Regions from separate parts of the Homo sapiens genome. Here region 2 is linked to region 1. Evidence: chromatin contacts called from ENCODE Hi-C or POLR2A ChIA-PET data. All regions are on one chromosome and are shown on one strand. Each heading gives the region's core, a stretch centred on a gene start or an enhancer-like site at or near the end of the contact. The rest is flanking DNA. Distances are from core to core; before and after follow the strand shown. Region 1 holds the start of E2F8 (E2F transcription factor 8). Region 2 overlaps PTPN5 (protein tyrosine phosphatase non-receptor type 5).

Region 1 (4,576 bases), core at 838-3,337:
AAGGGGTACCTGGGCTTAGTAAGAACCAGCCGCTCAGTGCTAGCAACGGTGGAACCCTATATAGTGACCTCTGCTTTATTTCAAATCTGCGAGCCACAGGCAGTGGCCCCTCTGCACAGTACCTGAAAGGCCTGCTTTCAGGTCGAAGCGCCTTCTTGAGCAAGACCTGCACCTCAGCTGGCGACGAAAGGGGGACAGGGACACGACGGCGCCAACATTCCAGGGCGGCCACACCGCAAGCCTGCGGTCGCGTTCCGCGGGGAGATGAGCCTTCGCTCGCCACGGAGACCCCTGGCCCTATGGCCGGCAGCTGCTGCGCTGCGACCCCAGCCTCAATATCATAGCATCCCCGCCCTCATCGCGTTTCGCAGAAAATAAAAATGCCTCGCCCTGCTAGTCAGCAATGGGAGAGTCACTGATCCCCAAGTTAGCGGTGGGAGTGGGGAAGTGTGGCCCCGGGCCCTGCTGGAGCCTAAAGACACGCGATTACAGAGGAGGACGAGCCAAACCGAGTCCAGATCGAGAGACCGGCGCCCAGATCTCGGCGCGGTTGGGCAACACTCAGCACCAGTCCGCAGAAAAGTCTAAGGCAGAGGAGAGCAAAGGGAGCCAACGCGGGCGCAAATGATCCAGGTGCAGCCGAGGCAGCGCCGCCGCCCCGGGCCTCGGTGTCCCGTTCTGCAAAGTGAGGACGAAGGATCGAAGTGTCTCCCCGACCCTGCTAGGGCTCTACAGGGAACCAGGCTAAAGCTGCCTGAGGCTCGGAGACCGGAAAAAGAGGGAAAGACAACAGGGAAGAGAAAGGGAGGAGTGGGTGGGAGACCCTGAGGAAAGACGGCGAGGACAGGGTTGGAGGGTTTTCCGCCTTCCTCCTCTTCCTCCTACACCTGAGTTCTCACCGCTGGGCCAAGGCCCAGAGCCCACGGAGCTTAGGCACCAGTAGCCAAGCTTCTCCCTCCTCGCGCCAGTTTCTGCGAGGCACGGGGCAGACGGTGGGCAGCACAATCATGCATGCCAGGGGTGCAAGGGGGAGAGGTCCGGCTGGAGTCCGAGGGCAGGTGAGCCGGCCTGGGGCTGGGCAGGGGTGAGATAGCCCCAAGCGGGGAATCGCAGGGCGCCTGCGGCCCAGCCCGCGAGCCCCGGACGGGCCAAATTTTATTCCCCAACTTTGAGCAAGGGGAGGGGGTGTATGCAAAAAAAAAAAAAAAGGAAAAAAAAGTTGCTGAACTTTTCCCCCAACTCTGCCGTAGAGGCGGGAGTGGAGGGCGGTGCCTGCACCGATTCGCCGGCGGCTACGGTCGGGAGGCTCGGATTGGCGCTCGGGGGCCGGGGCCGGGGCGAGCGGGCGTGGGGGAGGGGAGCGGCCCTCCCCGCCCGCGGTATCGGCTCGCGCCGGGAGCGGGTTAATTTCAAATCGGGGGCTTGGCTGCTCCTGGACGGTCACGCTCCCTCTGCCCGCCAGCCGGCCCGCCAGTCCCGGTCCCGGCGTCTCTCTCCGGCACCCACCTCGGCGCTGCGGAAAGACTGACTGCCAGGTACGCGGGCTCCCGGGCCTGAGAGGGGCAGCGGTGCTGACGAGTCCCGGCTCAGCCCCCGCCGGCTCCCGCCGTGAGGTGGACTGACAGGTCAGCGGGACGCAGAGGGGCGCGGCGCCCGGGCGACACGGCACCGGGAGAGGGCTCGGGAGGGTGGCGGCGGCGGCGGCGGCGGCCGTTTCCCGCCTCCCGCTTCGCCGGGGGCCGTGAGGGAGGAGCTGAGCTCCCGCGCAGAGGGGCGGGGGCGAACGAGGGGGAGGGGCGGGGTTGCCGTGGTTCCGGGCGCGGGTTTGCCCGCGCTCAGGCCCCGCGCAGCTAAGGGGAGGCGCCGGCCACGGTCCGACTTTCCGCGCCAAATTTTTAAATCGAAGGCGGAAGGTCCGGCCCCGCCCCTGGCGCCGTCGGCCAATCGCAGGCCCGCTTCCGGCCCTCTGATTGGTCGGGAATTGTTGTCCTGGAAACCACGATGATGCTGTCCGGGAACTGTCGGGACTGCGGCGGGCGGACAGGGCCTGGGGGAGGGGCCTTTGGCCGAAAGTTGGGGGAAGTGCACTGAGCGAGTGGCGGCCGGGGGACAGTACCTGCTTGCCTTATTGGGCAAATACAGCCTTCCAAGGTGGAGTCTAACGCCGTGGTGTGAACTGGCCACCCGAACAGGGAGTAAATAGTGCTTTGTATCTTTAAGGAAGCCCTTTTTTAAATTTAAAAAAAAAGTCTTAATTATAAGACTCTTTAAATGCCCAACTGCATACTTGGAGCTTTGGGACTGAATTTGGAACTTTCCTGTCAAGCGACCTCCCACGACTTTACTGCTGAGCCTGTGCACGTGTGTGTAAGGGGAGAAATCCAGGCATCTAGATGCAGACTTGTACCCAGTTACTTGGGGTCGCGTGCGCTCAGCTGGGACCTGGGCTCGTGCGCTTAGTCCGGAGCCCTGATCTGCGAACAGGTGGGTGCTTCCTAAAGTATTCGCTGGGGTCCGGAGAATGGCTCGCCTTTTCTACAGATGGGAGAGGGCTGTCACTAGAAATTCCGTGGGTTGCTTGAAGTCTTAGGACCGCCGATCCGTTTGCTGAAGGAATTTACTGGCATTTGTTGGCGTTCTCCGCTCAGTGGGGCGATCTCTGGTCGAGAATAAAATGTAAATCTAGTTTGTCATTTTTCGTTAGGCTTTGTTTCCGTAGCCTCTTGTCCGTGAAGGAATTTTCAACAGATCTTTTGGTTCTTGTTTTTCTCTAACTTTTTCTATTTCCTTTTTTCTTTAAGGATATTAAAACTTTTAGTACAATTGATTGGACTACTTGAACCATCGGGATTTGGGGAGGAACTCCAGATTTTTCATTTTTAAACTCTAAATGTATGAGGAATTTACAGAATGGAGAACGAAAAGGTACTTTATAACTTCAGTATTCATCATTGCAATTTTAAATTCAGTATCATCCTGATTTAACTCCATAATTTTTCCCTATCCAATGTGTTTTCTTAATGCCACAACCTTGGTTAGCCTCTGTAAAGACCTGGAAAAAATGAACCTTATCTTATAGTTTCAAAAATATATAGTTTAAAATATATACTAATTTAATTAATATAGTTTAAAAAATGAAAATTATCTTAAAAAGAAATTCAGTCTCCAATCATGTCAAATGCCCTTTCTGAATTCCAGTTGTTCAAGAATCCTCAGAAATGTTGTAATGAAACTAACAAATTTTATTATTCTTAAAAATACCTTTTCTCTCTTTATGTCTGAGACAGCTACCAAATCATTAAAAACTAGAAAGAGTGTAAAGGGGCAAACCTACCCCTCTTCAAAAATTCGTTAGTTTCATTACAACATTTCTGAGGATTCTTGAACAACTTGGAATTCAGAAAGGGCATTTGACATGTTTGGAGACTGAATTTCTTTTTAAGATAATTTTTTACCAAATTGGCAGCTTATTTATGGGGTCTGCAAAATGCTCTGTTTAGGGGGCAAACATTTTGTAAAATTACAAAAGAATTGTCTGTGGGGGGTGTCCAACTACTAATAGGTTTAAAAAAGTGAACTTACATGCATATTTCCTAATAGTTTTAGATGTTAGTCAAATAAGAGAATTACTATTGCTTCTGATAATCTGAGGCAAAGAAAAAGCCTATTGTCAGATCAGTACATCTCAGATGCACACACTGGCAAGGAGCTCCTGTTGGGTCCACCATACTGACTTCCATGTAAGAAGAGCACCATACTTGGAGTGAAAATATCTGTGTTCCACTCCTACGTGACCTCTCTCAGCCTGCATCTTCTCTTCTGCGAGCTAAGAATGCAGGATTCCATGAACATACAAACGGAAATGCACTTGATAAACCCAAGATGTCACAACATGTCCCATTTGTCCATGTTCTTAAAGTTATTTGGTCTGCCTATTATTTTACTTATTGCTGTTCCAAGCATTTTCTTTAAAATAGATAAAGATGGGAGTAGTGTGTGAAGTCCCTGGTGTCCAAAACTGGAAGGAACATAGTCTCCATTAGCCTTATTTATGAACTGCTGTTAATTTACCCTTTTGTCTCAGTGGCTATCCTGCTTCTGCCAGGATCTAGCTTTGTGGTCTTAGGTAGCTGTTAGGTTGATGCAAACATAATTGCTGTTTTTGCCATTACTTTCAGTAGCAAAAGCCACAATTACTTTTGCACCAACCTAATCATTTTACTTCTCTGGGCCCCATTTTCTCTATCTGTAAAATGAGGGAGTGGATGTTCAAAGAGCAGACTTTTCTGGTCAGAAATCCTGCTGTTGGACACTCTAGATTTCCCTGATAAATCTGACCATATGCTATCCCTCACTCTTGTCTCCTTGTCTCTCTGACTCTTCAGTGGTATTTTATTTAGCACCCACTGCATGCAGCCATTATGCTAGGTGGATAAGAATTTCTGCCCTGTAGGCCTTTACTTATTACAGTGCCATGAGTAAACAAAAGTCATTTCTAGAAGTTTGATCATTTAACATTGTCAGTCCAATTAGGGGAAGCTGAGTGAAGGGCATTTGGGAACTCTATACTGTCTTT
Region 2 (4,576 bases), core at 803-3,302, 480 kb after region 1:
TGCATATCTTGGAGAGCTGGACACAGGATTGTGGGTTACTCAGAGCCCTCTTCTTGTCCACCCATGGTTCAAAACTACTGGAACTAGGAGACAGAATGGCACAACAGCGAGAGCATGAGCCTGGAGTCCTAGGTCATAATTTCAAACTCATCTCTATTCTATTGAGCTGTGTGACCTTGGGCAAGTTACTTAACCTCTCTGAGCCTGTTTAATGATCCCTCATTCATGAGGTCATGGTGAGGATTTAATGTGATAAAGTTTGCAAAGTGCTTGCGTATAGTAAATCCTCCTACTGTAGAGGTGATGATGATGGTGATGATGATGATGATGGTTGTGATGATACTGCTGCCACTGATTCCACAAGGAAGACACCTGCAAAATTCTGCTCCTGCCTCTGCAGCTTGACCCCTCAACAGGCTGGTATTTTCCTCAGGTCCCTTTGATGGGGTGGGGTTATTCAAAGGGATACAGAATACAGGAGAGGGAGCCTTCTTATCTTTGCTCAGGGTTTTTGTCTTGATCCTGGCTCAACAGCATATTCTTACCTTTTCCATCCTGCTGCAGGAGTGAGAGAGAGAACCACGCTGCTGATGACTCCGAGGGAGGGGCCCTGGACATGTGCTGCAGTGAGAGGCTACCGGGTGAGTCTTCTCAGCACCCAGCTCCTCCCAGACCTCAGAATGGAGAGACAATGCCCCGGCTGAAGCTGGGGCTGGAGTAAAGCCTAGCTAGCTGTGAACTTGCGCAAGAATATCCATGCAGCTGCTCCATAGCTCTTCGTTTAAATGGGGACTTGTTTTTCTAATCCCTGATGCCTTCTGACCTGTTATCACTTGGAGCTGCTCTAGGCTCACATGGAGGGAAGAGCAGGCAATTGAAGGTGTGCTAGGAAGTGAAAAGAAGGACGAAGAGCTGAGGAGTACAGGGCTCCTAGGGAATGACCACTGACCATTCAGGGCTGGGCTGACTTCAAGAGGTAAGGGTAGGAAGCAAAACCTGAAGGCAGCATGAGCCAAGGATGGGGTGGGGGATGTGGAGAACTACCTGACCTCCCTGTTGAGAAGCCCGGCTTGAGGGTGAAACTGTGCTGCTTGAGTCCAGTTGACCACAGTTGCAGGGAGCCAAGCCATTGCAGCCACCGTGGAGATATTACCAAGGCACTCTTGCCCACAGGGTGGCAGCTCGTCCCAGTTGTAGCCCCATGACCCACGCCATGATAAACAGCCTCAGAAGGAAGAAAAAGAAGGGGTGGGGGGAGAGTTTTACATTTTTTTATAAGTTTTTATTGTTCTTTTCCTTCTTATAACAAAAGGTTAACTGTCAAAATATTAGAAAATAAATACAAATAAAAAAAGAAAAATCGCCATAATCCTGTAACATAGCATATATTTTCATATCTCTCCTTCTGAACATTTTGTTAGAAGACAAGTCTTTTGGGCCAGGTGCGGTGGCTCATGCCTGTAATCCCAGCACTTTGGGAGGCCAAGGCGGGCAGATCACGAGGTCAGGAGATCGAGACCATCCTGGCTAACATGGTGAAACTCCGTCTCTACTAAAAATACAAAAAATTAGCCAGGCGTGGTGGCGGGCGCCTGTAGTCCCAGCTACTTGGGAGGCTGAGGCAGGAGGATGGCGTGAACCCAGAGGGCAGAGCTTGCAGTGAGCCGAGATCGCGCCACTGCACTCCAGCCTGGGCGACAGAGTAAGACTCCGTCTCCAAAAAAACAAAACAAAACAAAACAAAACAAAGACAAGTCTTTTGAACTCTAACGTTGAAATTCCAAACCTGTAGCTTTTCAGAGACCTCATGATTGGCAAGGAACCTTAGAATGGAGTCTTCACGTGATACTCTTTAAGATAGACATTGGAAACAACCAGGTATGAGTCTAAAGCGATGACTCTTCAAAATAAGTGGTATTTTATTCACACCACACTCAGTGCCCCAGCTCCTGAGGAAGCCCTTTGATGCAGTTCATACCTTAACCAGTAGGGGGTGCCATTGCTCAAAACACTTGGGACAGCCTGTTGAGACGGTCTAAGATGGGACCGTCTGTCTAGAAGAGAATTCTCTGAAAAGATGTGAGAACTTCCTGAATATCTGAATGGCTGTCTTGCGGAAGGGGCAGCAGATCTATTCTGTGTATCTTAGGATGACGTAAGCCCAAGGCATTGAAATTAAAAACAGGCCTTTGGCCCATAGACGCAGAACTCTCTGACTCTAAAAGTGGTCCAGTCATAGAACTCAATAATTCCAGAGGAAGAAATGCGTGTTCCGTCACAGGAGGCATTCAAGTACTAGATAGATAGACAATGGAGAGGAAATTTCCACAATGGATGGGAGGTCCAGATGACATCAGAAGTCCCCTTCAACTATTAAACAGTTCTGTGATTCAGATATGAGTCATAGAATTCGGAGATGACTCTACAATCAGGGATGGCACCACTGACTAGAAGAAATCTGCAGAAAATAGGACAGGATGAATAGGAGTCCAGAGAGTAGCACGGTGTGGAGGAAGAAAGAGCATGGGATTTGGCGTTTGAGTCCGCCTGTTCTGCTTCAGGCTGTGTGTTTATGCACAAGTCACTTAACCTTGCTGGAGCTCCAGTCCCTCATCTGTGAGCAGAAACAATAGCAATATGAATATTTATCCTCACAAGTGTCCTGGGGGAATAAATAAATGTAACCACTCAGTCATTCACTCAAGTACTTATTGAGCACCTACTAGGTCTCAGGTACTAGGTGCTAGATATATAGAGGTAAATAAAACAGACATAGTCCCTTCCCTAAGGAAAGTTCATGGACAACTTCAGCTCTGAGCTGCTTCTGCAAAATGGGATGAAGCCGCAGCAGAGAGGCTGCAGTAATAAGCATAATAGGTTAAATCCCAATGTTCTCTCCCATTTCTCCCCAAAAGCAAGCAACCAGTGTAGAATAGAAGAGTTTTGGTCATGGAATATCCTAGGAAATCAGTGTCATTTGCTACCCCTTCTTACAGATGAGAGGACCAAGGCCCAGGGAGCTTAGGCAGTCTGTCCAAGGTCACTTAGCTGGTAGAGGGAGGATTCACTCCAGGCAGTCTCTCTCAGTAGCCCGTGTCGTCACCGCTACCTTGTTCTGCCTCTGTTGTCCCCATGGAGCCACTGTCATCTTCTGGCACCCTGTGGACTGAGGCAGAAAGAGTTTAGGTGCGTTTGTTCCAGACAGGAGTTTGGAGGAGGTAGACAACGTCCCTGTGCCTGTCCCTATCTGTGTCCTTCCTCTGGGAAGTCCTGCTTGCAGAGGCCGAGCAAGTTGTGTGACCCTCTAGACTCCCACGATGCTGTCCTGATAGGGGATTGCAGTAATTATTTGCCTCCTCCATGGGGTCATGAGCTCTCTGAAGGCAAGGACCTCTCTGTTTCATTTCTGCATCCTCCATGTCCAGCATGTATTCACTCATTTCTTCATTCTGTCACTACTGATTGAGCACCTACATGTGCTGGGCACTGTTGTAAGCACTAGAGATTGAACAGAAATCCAAACTGAAAACAGTTCCCACCCTCCCAGGACAGTATTATGTGCTAGTCAAGAACAGGGACTCTGGACCTCAGCTTGGCCCCACCACTTACCAGTAGATGATCATGGACAAGCTACTGAATCTTTCTGGACCCCCCATTCACAATATAGCAAGAACAATATTCACTGCTGTGCAGAGTTGTTAGAGGATTCAGTGAATTAACAGAAAGCTTAGAACAGTGCCTGGCATATAGCAAATGCTGTACAGACATTTGCTATTAAGGAAAAATAGACAACAAATAAAATAAGTAAGTCATGCCACATAGTATGGTTAATAGTAGTAAGTGCTATGAAGACAATTAAAGCCATGAAGAGGGGGATGGGAAAGAACTGGGGAATGGTTTGACATTGTGAATAGGGTAAATTCACATTGAATTTGTGGAAATCTACTCTACACCAGAGCCTGGTGTAGAGTAGACTTCCACAAATGTTTGTCAAGGACACTGACCTGTACTGCAACTTGGACATAAAAGGAAATGGGAGTTTGTAGGCCAAGAGAGTTGGAGTGTTAGGCCTTTAGAAGGAGCCCATGAGCACTGCAGGCAATTGCATAATGATGGTATAAAAATCCAGCCCTCAAGTACTCTTTCCACTCTCTGTCTTACCCAGAGGCGAGGCAGAGTGAGGGCCAGCCATGCCTGGTGGCTCATTCGTTCCCACACCCACCTTCAGATGGGGGCAACATGGCCAACACTCCGAGCCACCACGATCACCCAGATCTGAGCCAACACAGGACAGGTCATACAGTCCCATCAGAGCTTTCTTGGTGGAAACGTCCTCAGCATCACCAACACTCCCTGGGAGCTCCCCCCAATGCCCCAGAGCCAGGCATGCTGCCTCACAGCCCCTGGGACACCCCCCACATGTGCTCTCGCACACTCGTGTTTGTGCTCACTTGTCATAGCCACATGCTCCCCGATGCACATGCATGTTCCCACGCACAGTCACCCGGGCACGTGGCCTGCCTCTGTCTCACACAGCCCTGCAGGGGCGGACGCACACCTCCAGGCTCACACACCT

The links. A loop is a pair of places that touch in the nucleus more often than their neighbours do. ChIA-PET counts read pairs that join two places held with the same protein, here RNA polymerase II (POLR2A). Pooled maps may share reads with other maps.
Region 2: a map with no recorded cell type shows a loop between it and region 1 (4-fold over the local background). The contact joins the enhancer-like site here to the promoter of E2F8 in region 1. A Hi-C loop is called at or near these places in 7 of 37 single-sample maps with no recorded cell type and 4 of 50 pooled maps. POLR2A ChIA-PET finds 5 or more read pairs at or near these places in 1 of 52 experiments (GM12878).

Annotation. Positions count from the first base shown.
Region 1 is chr11:19,238,456-19,243,031 of GRCh38, reverse strand. E2F8 (E2F transcription factor 8) reads left to right here and starts at 2,087. Exons shown (of 13, transcript NM_024680.4): 1 at 2,087-2,484; 2 at 2,802-2,925. The coding sequence starts at 2,911. The region is part of intron 1 of CSRP3-AS1 (CSRP3 and E2F8 antisense RNA 1); the gene reads right to left. RefSeq lists enhancers at 1-310, 311-882, 1,088-1,197 and a silencer at 1,318-2,017.
Region 2 is chr11:18,761,872-18,766,447 of GRCh38, reverse strand. PTPN5 (protein tyrosine phosphatase non-receptor type 5) reads left to right here. Exons shown (of 15, transcript NM_006906.2): 3 at 565-641. Among named protein-coding and RNA genes, the nearest start is that of PTPN5, 28 kb to the left of the region's middle. RefSeq lists enhancers at 3,938-4,438, 4,439-4,576. Within about 2 kb of position 2,052, at least 3 of the 41 ENCODE cell types and tissues checked have a DNase peak (open chromatin) inside an H3K27ac peak, as active enhancers do.